Regions from separate parts of the Homo sapiens genome. Here region 1 is linked to region 2. A link is a loop called in an ENCODE intact Hi-C map of the cell type or tissue named here. Cell type or tissue: Caco-2. All regions are shown on one strand. Links, peaks and the distances in the headings refer to the core of each region. The heading gives the core; the rest is flanking DNA.

Region 1 (5,359 bases), core at 211-5,210, 76 kb after region 2:
CTGTGCTTTTATACCAACCAGCACATCTTTCTGCTAATCCTTGGGCCAGCCCTGTGTTGGACTACATAATCCAGCCCCCAAAAGCTCTTTGTTGACCAGTTGAGATGTAAGTAGCCTCACAAACTGCCCCATGGCTCTCTCTGCCCCAGCCCAAGCCCTTCCAAATGGAGACAGTGGGTTGCTGGGCATTGAGCCAGGCTTGATTAATGATTGACTTCTTTAATATTTAAACAAAGCTCATCTCCAACCACTCTGCTCTGGAGATGGCCTTGTTCAACACACACACACCTGCTGCCTGGCCCGTTGCCCTGGGGAGCGAGCATAGGACAAACAGCACCTTTTCAGGCTCAGTGGGGGATGGGGAGGACAGGAAGGAGGGAACTGTAGGAGAATACTTGGGAAATTAGTGCTCTAGAAACAAGCCTGGGGAAAGAACGGGAAGGCCTCTGCCTCTGCCTTTCCTAGTTCATTATCCTCAGCCTGGGTCTGCCTGCCATGAGGATCCTACATTCAATATTGGGGATTCAGAGCGTCTGGATGGAGGTTGCATGGGCTCCTGGGGAGGCTGGGAGTCAGTGTCTGTCAGAGAATAGGGAAAACTTGAGGGGAAAGGGCATTATAGCCAGTAACTACAGAGAAGGGGTACCCCGGCTGCAACTGAGCTGGTGGGAGGGTGGCCAAAAGAGGAGACCAGGTCTCTCTGAATTAAGAATCTGAGCCCCAAACTCAGGTGTTCAGGGGACAGAGATACTAGGCTGAGATCTCCATGGACCCTGCCCCTGTCCAGGTTTCAAAAGGTCTTTCTGAGATCTGGCTGAGCCCAAGCACTTGCTCCAGCCCCAGGCTCCACAGCACCCTTGTTTGATGACTCTGTCCCTGCTCTTACTTTTCTGTGCCATAATGTCCTTATTTGTCCCTATTACTAGCTATCAGCTCTATAAGAGCTGGATGCACATCAGGAGTGTGCCCCTCTGTAACAACTCTAGTCAGCACAGGCCATGGTGCACAAAAGGGACTTGGAAAATGATGGAATGAGTAAGTGAATGAATGAATGAATGAATGTCCCACTGCCCAAGTCCCTCCTCAGAGCTCAGCACCCCATGTACTGAGCTCATGAGAAATAGCCCCTTCTTTTCCTCCACAGCCAGCCTGTCCAACAGAGGGGCAGCCAGGACATCTCTGCCCTCTTCTCATCCCCCAGCCACAGTGGCCAAAGAGGCCCCCACTAGGCACTGTGGCTCTGCATGACAAACACACATCCAGCCCAGGACTCTAAGCCTCTCACCTGGACTCCAGTAAAAACCTTGCTGAGCCTCCTTGTCTATCCTTCCTCCCCCACCCACCATTGTAAAGTTTATGTCACCAGAATATTTCTTTCATGTCTAATTGCTTAAGAACTTGGTTGTTCATCAATTAAATCTAGATGTTCAAAATGGCATCTGAGGGTCTTTATTAATTACCTCCTTCCTCCAAACTCACCTCTCCCACACCCCCTTGTTCCCCCCACCCCAGCCCCTCTGCACTGACATCACCTTTGGCCTTTGCCTAAGGTGCATGCCCCATTTGAATGCTTGCCCTCCAAGATCAGGCTCAAAATTGCTCACCAAACCCTCTGCAGCACTACAAGCCCACCCAGATGCTCAGTGAACAGTAGTCCCCTTCTCCCCTTCCTCTCCAGGAAGCCTCTTTCAATAAACCTATTCCCACCCCCATTTGCTTTTTCTAGTGTGTTCATTTTCAGTCAGTACTCAGTACTCAGACACTTTTATCAGTGGTCACTTGCTAATAGGTGGTTTTAAATCTGTTCTCCTTCCAAGATGTACCTGTATGCTAAGAGCTCTCAGGCCTCTGAAGAAGGCATCTTATTGCATACTTCTTTCTTTCTTTCTTTTTATTTTCAGATGGAGTCTCGCGTCTCGCTCTGTCTACCAGGCTGGAGTACAGTGGCGCAATCTCGGCTCACTGCAACCTCCGCCTCCCGGGTACAAGCGATTCTCCCACTTCAGCCTCCCAAGTAGCTGGGATTATAGGTTTGCGCCACCACTCAGCTAATTTTTGTTTTTTCAGTAGAGACAGGGCTTCGCCATGTTGGCCAGGCTGGTCTCAAACTCCTGACCTCAGGTAATCTGCCCACCTCTGCCTCCCAAAGTGCTGGGATTACAGGCGTGAGCCACCGCGCCTGGCCCTTATTGCATATTTCTTGCACGTCTTCATGTGTACTCCTACCCCCTCCTCTCAGGACCAGGCCCTGGCTGGACTTGGCGGCAGGAGCTCTGCATGGGACCTAGGTCTCAGCTGAGCTGGAGATCACTTGCTATAAGAGCAGGCCAGAGGCCTAATGGTATCATTGCCAGGGTCGGGCCCAGTGGTCAGACCCGGAAGAAAGCTTTCAGCCAAAGACCACCTGAGGCCCCTAACAACCCCATCTGTAGCCCCCCTCCTGCCTGGGAAACTCCCTGCACTGGGAGGGGAGACTGCCCTTTGGTACTGGGAGGGAATCGGAGAGGTGCTGAGGCCATTGGCCCTTAGGACAGGAACAGAAGCAGCTCCTCAGAGAACACCTGCCCTATTCCAGGGCCAGGACCCCAGCCCCGCCCCGCCCCGCCCCGCCCCGCCCCGTAGGATGCAAGGCCCCGCCCCAGCCCCGTCGGGTCCCAGAGAAACTGCCCCGCCCAGCGGCCCCCTCCCCGCCGCCGGCGCGCGGCTTCTTTCAGCACCAAGGCGTGGACAGCTCCCGGGCCGGCGCAGAGGAGAGGAGGCCAGGAGGGCGCGGGCCAGGGAGGCGAGGGGAGGGCAGGGGAGCGCAGGAAAGGAAAGGAGAGGTGGGGCAGGGGTGGGGAGGGGAGGGCAGACGCAGGCTGGCGGGCGGGGCGCGGAGCCCGGCGGCCCTCCCCGGGGGCGGCGCCCACCGGAGCCGGACGCTGCTGAGCCCGAGGACAGACGGAGACGCCGGGAGCCAGTGGCGCCTGTGGCTCCGGGCAGGGGCCGCGGCCGAAAGATGCCGGTCCGCAGGGGCCACGTCGCTCCCCAAAACACTTACCTGGACACCATCATCCGCAAGTTCGAGGGCCAAAGTGAGTGTGTGTATGTTGGGGCGGGGGGACGATCTGGAGTCCTGGTTCCGTGAAAGGGGGGGCTGGACCCCTTTACTAACTTCTAACCGGGCAAGGTGGTGAGTGCCGGGTGCTGAATGAAAAATCCTTCTTTTGATGTCCCCAACACCTTCTCCTCCAGGGGGACCCGCTTGCCTTAAATGCTGTCCTCTTTTCTGGAACACAAGGAGCAGCGTGCAGGCCTTCCCTCCCTACTGCCAGCTGTTTCCTTGGTGCCCCAAGTTCGAACCTCCCCTTCCAGCCACTGCCTGCCCCCTCATCCGCGTCCTCCAGAGGCTTCTCTGAGTCCTTCTTTTCCTTCCTTTTCATATCCTGGTTCTGGTCTTCCCAGGAGCTTTCCCAGGCCTGACCCCCATCTGGTCACATCCCTGCCTCCCTTCCCCACACTTTTCCTGTTTCCAGGAGGCCTTGGGCCTTCCTTCCACCTCAAGACCCTCACTGCCCTAGTCTTCCCACAATCCCCAGGCCTGACTCCCTCCCTCATTCCGGTCACTGCCCTGCTCCTCTGCCTAAATTCCCCTTACTGCCACCAAGAGTCCTTATGATCTTTCCCTCCCAGCCGCTGGATCCTGGCTCCCATGGACTTTTTGCCTCCCACCTCCCACCCCAGGTCGGAAGTTCCTGATTGCCAATGCTCAGATGGAGAACTGCGCCATCATTTACTGCAACGACGGCTTCTGCGAACTCTTCGGCTACTCCCGAGTGGAGGTGATGCAGCAACCCTGCACCTGCGACTTCCTCACAGGCCCCAACACACCAAGCAGCGCCGTGTCCCGCCTAGCGCAGGCCCTGCTGGGGGCTGAGGAGTGCAAGGTGGACATCCTCTACTACCGCAAGGATGGTGAGGCATACTCAGGCCAGAGGCTTTGCAGGGCAGGCTTGGCCCTCTGTCTTGTCCAGCCAGGGTGGCCTTGGGGAAGGCACTGACCCAGGGTCCAAAGGGCCTGAACAAACCCTGTTTCTTCTAGGGGCCTTGGTTCCTCCACAGGCATTGGATATGATGCCTTCTGAGGTCCTTTGCAGGAGCTAGGGATCAGGCTGGGCCACCCACTGGTTCTGGCCTGGGGCAGGGCCTCCTGCTCTGCCATCCCTCTGCTGTGTCCCTGGTCTCCTGGCTCTCCACTATCTTACTGTCAGCCCCAGCGGTCAGGCAGCTGGGATGGAAATTAACCTTCCCTCCTCTCCGTCTGCTCCAAGGATTAGAGGAGGAGTCACCTCCTGAAGACCTCTGTGGCCAGGCAAGGCATGGGGGCTTTTGGCTGGCAAAGTGGGGTGGGCCTGCCTTATCCAGTCTCAGCTCTTTGGGGAGACAGGGTCTGGAGTTTTCCCTGACCAAGAAGCTCATTCAGATGGAGTTTGGGTTGTTACTGCCAGCTGGAGCATACTGCAAGCAGAACAGAAGCGTAAGTCAGGAGCTGAAGACAGATCTCAGCAGCCCTTGGAAATCCTCCCCCACCCCCCAGGACCACAGGGTCCTCACTGGACCTGGCAGCATGGGTGGGAACGAGGAAAAGAGCCTGAATGTCCTGGGAAATCTCTTGAATCAATGGCCCCCAACCTGGTTCTGCATCAGAATTACCCAGAGCATGTTTTCCAAAACATGCTTTCTCTACAGAGAGGCTGACTCAGAAGGTGTGAGATGAGGCCAAGCGGGTGTATTTGGAAATATCTCCCTGGTGGTTCTGATGTCCTGCTTACTTTAGGAACCACTGGCTTAGGTAAATCCCTTCATTTCATAGATGTGGAAGGGATTTGCCCAAGATCCCACTGCTAGAGTCCAACCTGGGACTGGAACCCAAGTCTCTGGATTCCTCCCTCGGAGATTTCTTTTGAGTAATCCCAAGAGGAGAGAAAGGACCCCAGCTGCCTTTGTGTTTACAGGCAGGATTTCTGGGGAAGGAGGTGCTCAGGGGAGAGAAGTCCCCAGGGAAGGCAGGCATGAGGCCACCTGAGTGGAGATAAAGAATGGATGTCTCTGGATCGGGACCGAGGAGTGCTGAGAGACCAGGTTTCAGGGGCCTGGAGTGTGTGAAACATGAGCATGTGTGTGCTTGCATGTGTGTGCCTCTGTGTGTGAGTGTGTGCTTGCAAGTTCACGCCTGTGTGTGTGTGTTTGCAGGCTTCTCAGAGTTACAGCTTCTCGGGTAGGTCCTGGTTGTTCCTGCTGCTGCCACTTGAGTGAGTGGCAGTGGGAAGTGCAACAGGCAGCGGCAGCCAGGAAGGGACTGGGAAGAATCTGGCTTAGT
Region 2 (5,359 bases), core at 294-5,293:
CAAACTCCTGGTCTCAAGCAGTCCTCCTGCCCCAGCCTCCCAAAGCTCTGGGATTACAGACAGACATGAGCCAGCCCTAAAATGTTTTGTTTTTAAAATTAATTGTAATCCAGTCTGGACTATACTTGTATTTATACCAATGCAGTTGTAAAATATAATTTTTATTAATTTTTTTTTTTTTGAGGCTGGAGTGCAATGGCAAGATCTCGGGTCACCGCAACCTCTGCCTTCCGGGTCCAAGCAATTCTCCTGCCTCAGACTCCCCGAGTCTGGGATTACAGGCGTGCTCCACGATGCCTGGCTAATTTTTTGTATCTTTTGTAGAGACGCGCTTTCACCACTGCGCCGGGCCAATTGTTATTATTTTTTTTATGGAAGACGGGGCCCGTGAAGGCCAGAGGGCCAACGGCCCATGAAAGGCCCAGCGCAGCCCAGGTTAGAGAGATGTGATTTCAAAACAGACTCATTATTTATAACCATCAGCTCCTGGACAAGCCAAGTCCCTTCTCCAAGCCTGCTTCCTAATCTATAAAGTGGAGGATATCTGGAGCTACCTTATTGAACACAGAAGGAGTAAGTGGATAAAGGTGTGCCAGCGCCCAGCACAGTGCCTGCCACAAAGTAGGCATTCCATCAAAGACCAATCTTACAAAAACGAAATCTGGTCCTAAGAGCACCTTAGAAAGAGTCACACTGCTGACACATGAGGTTTGGGGCCACAGAGAGCCAGATGGCAGCCGTCTCTAATAAATCTACACTCCATTGCTGTCCACCATTAGCCCCTGCACACCAAGCAGAAGCTCCTGGGGCTGGAAGAACACAGGATGGTCTGCTTTTAATCTGTGACATTGTATATTCCCAAAATTCATTTATGAATTGTTCAGACAGTAGAGTGCTTTTTCCCAGTGAAGCTACGCTTTCAGAGGGGGTTAATTTCTCATTCCCCTCCACCAATGCCATCTAATGCCACTGAACCATCCCAGTATTAGCAGGAGCCCAAGCTCTGCCTGCCAAGGAAAAGTGGTGAGGGCAGAAAAGTAGTAGGACAAGGCTGGGCACGGTGGCTCACGTCTGTAATCCTAGCACTTTGGGATGCCAAGGCGGGCAGATCACTTGAGGTTAGGAGTTCGAGACCAGCCTGGCCAACATGGTGAAACCCCGTCTCTCCTAAAAATGCAAAAATTAGCTGCGTGTTGTGGCACACACCTGTAATCCCAGCTACTAGGGAGGCTGGAACAGGAGAATCGCTTGAACCCGGAAGATGGAGGTTGCAGTGAGCTGATATTGCCCTCTGCACTCCAGCCTCCTGGCAACAGAGCAAGACTCCATCTCAAAAAAAAAAGAAGGAAGGAAAGTAAGGAAAGCAAGAAAGCAATAAAGCAAGAAAGAAAAGGAGTGGGACAAGCAGGGTGGTTCCACCTCCAGCTCTAGGAGGCTCCCTCATGCAAGGAGGTGGGGCTGCCACCGCCTCGTATTTTCCTGCCTCCATCAAATTTCACCGGGAGAAATCCAGGCACCTAGAGGAGGTGGCAAAGCTTTTTTTTTTTTTTTTTCATTAGCTATTAAACCAAAGGGGCAGAATCTAGGCGCCCTAGATGTAACTTCATTTACGGAGTCAGAAAATCCACAAAGGCTGCCAAGGTGGAATGAATGAGAGGAGGACGACCAGAAAGGAGAAGTCTGGGAAGGGGACCCCAGATCCACACGGATGATCCTCGCTCCGTGATACAGTCGGGGACAGGGCAGGGAGGGAGGGAGGGAGGGTGGCCCTGCCATCTCCCAGGTGTCAAGGTGGCGGCAGCTCCGCCCTCAGCGCAGTTGGCACCGGCCTGACCCACCACAGGGCCACCGAGGCCACCGAAGCCATGGGGCTTTCCCACTCGGGAAACTCCCACCCTCGCGCTCAGAAGCTGGGGGCGTCGGGAGACACAGGCGGGGACCTGCGGCTCCACGTTGCAGCCCGGGCCCTGCTCGGGGCAAGAGGCGGTGGCTCCGGTTTCAGATTTCAAGAGGGCAGCCGTGGCAAAGGCTGGTTGGTCCATTTGCACCCTACCTTGCTCTAGAACGCGGCGCAGGAGCAAAGATCCAAACTCGGGGTCACCAGCAAGCGGGGGTCTCGGTTCTAACTTCAGCAGAGACCCGGCACCCGGGCAGGCCAGGGCAGGGGCCGCCTGGACCGGGAGAGGCTCGGCTCCGAGAGGGCGGGCGAGCCCTGCAGCCCTCGGGCCCAGGGTGCGGGTCGGCGCCGCAGTCCAGTGCGCGGCCGCAAGGGGCAGGTGCGAGGCCGGCTGCTACTCGGGAGCCCCGCGCTGTCCCTCCCTGCGCAGTCAGGGCTCACCTGGGCCGCCCCCGCCCCGCACCCCTGCGCGCTCCGCTCCCACCCCCAGCCCGGCCTCCTACCTTGCCTACCCGAGCGTCCCTTCAGCCTCCCCGCGCCGCGCCCGGGTCGCTTGGCCGGTTCTGCGGGCCGTGGCGCGACGGCGTCGCCATGGCAACCGGGCGGCGGGCTGGGCGGTGTCTCCGGGACCGGAAGTGGCGTACGCGGCCCCCGGGGCTGCCCCGCACGTGCCAGGTCCCCGCGGTTGCGGCCACGCTCGGGACCGGGCCCTGCCAGCTCCGGGCCCGCACGTGGGCGAACCGCGGCCACCGTGAGCCCGGCCTCGCGACCTCCCTCCGGGGCCCCCATGATCGGGGGTGCGTGGGATCTGCGGCCTGCGGGGGTGGAGGGCCGGGAGCTCCCCCGGGCCTGCCTCGAGGGCCGCGGGATTCGTCCTTGCGAGCCCCGACTGCGCACGGAAGGACCTGGGGTCGGCCAGGCCTGGGGGATGGGACGGGCCCCGAGGAGAGCGGGTGCCAGGGGCGAGACCCGCCGCCCTTCCCCGGCTTGGTCCCGCGCTTCCTGATTTTCTCGCTCCACGCCTCCCATTCTGCCCTCCACCTTCTTCCCTGCCCCGCCCTCGCCCTGCCCGGGCCCAGGAGGCCACTAGATGTCAGACCCGGTTCGGGCCTTGGCCACGCCGCCGCTCCGGGAGCCCTGGGGGCACCTCCCCAGCCCCCACGGGGGAGACGATACTGCCGGGAAGGCCCGGACTAGCCCCCGCCCCCGCAGAGTAGCCTTCGGGGAACACCGATTCCACCAGGCTCTCACGAAAGCCGAGAGCTTGCCGTCCGCAGCTTCCCCTGCCCAAAGCGCAGAGAAACGAGGGCGCCGAGGCCAAGACCAAGACCGGGAGCCAGCCCCTTCGGAGCCCGGTCCAGGCCCCCGGTCCAGGAAGTGCTGTGGGTAGATAAGGGGCCCAGCTCAGACTTCCTACAAGCTGGGAAGAAAGGGTTCTTTCCTGTCTGATGCCGGGCCAGATGTAGCAAGCGCCTAGGGGTAGGAGGGAAATGGGGTTTCCTCCCCGCAGAGGGAAACCGGCCTCCATTCAGGAACGCCCTCCCCCACCTGCCCTCCAGGCACCGAGGTTCTGGGAGGCCGGGGGGCAGGGAGACCTGCTTACTTGAATGCGCTTTGTGTATTGCCTGTGTATTGCCACAGGCAGTGGGCAAGATAGGCCCTGGGGATCCAGTACTCGCTTAGTACACAGAGAGCAGTCTCCAGCGCCAGGCGAGACGCACAGGCGTGTCAGCTGCATATGGCACACGGTGGCACATGGCACACCTTCCACGAGCAGACACAAGGGGCCGACACAGCAGGGCCCACCCCCTCAGAGGGACCAAGCTTAAACCCTCCAACAACAGAAAATTTGTAGAGTATCTTTCAGTTGGAGGAAATTAATGGATAATTTAAAGTAAGAAACAGTTTCCTTAGCGTGCTAACAGGCAGAATCCCTGTGGATTGAAGGTGGAACTGAGCCATGTCCTTTGTTTGGTCTGTGGATTTAGACGTGGAGGAGGAGTCCTGACCGGCTGAGCAGGGCTGAGTTCCCTCGTGAGAGCCCCGGGCCTTCAGCCCCTTCCAAAGCCAGGAGAGACTCCTGCTGAGGGGTGATAGGGGCCCTTTGGCTTCCCCCTCACCCCACGGCCCAGCAGCACGGGGCTGCAGGCTTTTCCCTTAGGAGGAAGAGCAGCCGCCTCCCTGCCAGCAGTGTTCTCAAGGGCCTGCTTCAAGTGGGGAGGGGTGGGTGAGGGTGTTCTGACTGAGGGAGAGGCCTGCACACCCGCTGCATGGGGGGGCTCATGGCTACACCTAACCCATTTTAAAGAACAGGCAACGCCACCAAACTGCTCTCTGGCACTAGGGCCCAGAGGCCTTGCCCCAGCTCCCAGATGTCCCAACCCAGGACGACAGACACCCAGACTAACTACCTTGCAACCCTGTTCCTGCTGCCGAAGCTCCTGCCTTGGAAGCCTGAGAAGTGTGCAGTCCTTCAGCTTGGGAAAGGTGGGAAAGGAGAGGACCCCTCCTGCCCTTTCTTGAGTGGCACAAGATGAGTTCCAGGGCCTCCTGAGTTGTGCTAACGCCTGTAATCCCAGCACTTTGGGAGGCCGAGGCGGGCGGATCACCTGAGATCGGGAGCTAGAGACCAGCCTGACCAACGTGGAGAAACCCCATCTCTACTAAAAATACAAAATTAGCCGGGCGGGGTGGCACATGCCTGTAATCCCAGCTACTCCGGAGGCTGAGGCAAGAGAATCACTTGAACCCAGGAGGCAGAGGTTGTGGTGAGCCAAGACCGCGCCATTACACTCCAGCCTGGACAACAAGAGCAAAACTCCGTCTCAAAAAAAAAAAAAAAAAAAAAAGGAAATGCTGACTGTGTTTCCATGTTTCCACTCCCTTCCCACATCGCAGAACCACGCTAGCCTTTCTGTTTTCAGATGCACCAAGTTCACTCCCACCTCTCCATGGAATGTTCTTTCCTGGATCATCTCTGGTCACATTCTCTCAAATCTCAGCTCAAACATCACCTCCTCAGGCCTTCCCTGACCATCCAGAGGGCAGCTGGGGCAGGGATTAGGAGGTAGGAGTGCTCCTGGATTCCGCGTGCTGGGCAGCCAGGCCTAGAGTGCCCCCTGGTCTCTGACAGAAAGCATTTAAGGAGGAGGAAGCATCAAGGAAGCAGGCAGAATGTGAATAGAGAGCTGGAGACTCAGGCCGTAGACCCACCTGGCACCTGGCTAGTCACTTCTCCCTTGCTAGGGTTACCAGATTCAGAAAGAAGAGGAAAAAATAAAAAAAGGCTTCCCAGTTAAATTCAAATTCAGGCCGGGTGCGGTGGCTCACACCTGTAATCCCAGCACTTTGGGATGCCGAGGTGGGTGGATCACCTGAGGTCAAGAGTTCGAGACCAGCCTGACCAACAAGGTGAAACCCCGTCTCTACTAAAAATACAAAAATTAGCTGGGCAAGGTGGCA

The links. A loop is a pair of places that touch in the nucleus more often than their neighbours do. Peaks named below come from ENCODE experiments on the same cell type or tissue, not always from the same donor. Only the 100,000 strongest peaks of a DNase experiment are listed, where the experiment ranks them.
Region 1: a loop joins it to region 2, with 6 times the contacts of the local background. A loop is called at or near these places in 3 of 110 quality-filtered maps.

Annotation. Positions count from the first base shown.
Region 1 is chr17:63,520,416-63,525,774 of GRCh38, forward strand. KCNH6 (potassium voltage-gated channel subfamily H member 6) reads left to right here and starts at 2,943. Exons shown (of 13, transcript NM_001278919.2): 1 at 2,943-3,074; 2 at 3,724-3,954. The coding sequence starts at 2,999. In Caco-2, for the core only: no CTCF peak of the experiment used is centred there; a DNase peak (open chromatin) is centred at 2,756; H3K4me3 peaks cover 377 bases.
Region 2 is chr17:63,443,845-63,449,203 of GRCh38, forward strand. CYB561 (cytochrome b561) reads right to left here and starts at 2,462. Exons shown (of 6, transcript NM_001915.4): 1 at 2,401-2,462. RefSeq lists silencers at 2,159-2,718, 2,889-3,078 and enhancers at 3,048-3,861, 3,219-3,358, 3,862-4,674. In Caco-2, for the core only: CTCF peaks have their summits at 2,252 and 3,094; DNase peaks (open chromatin) are centred at 2,427, 2,967 and 3,487; H3K4me3 peaks cover 2,833 bases.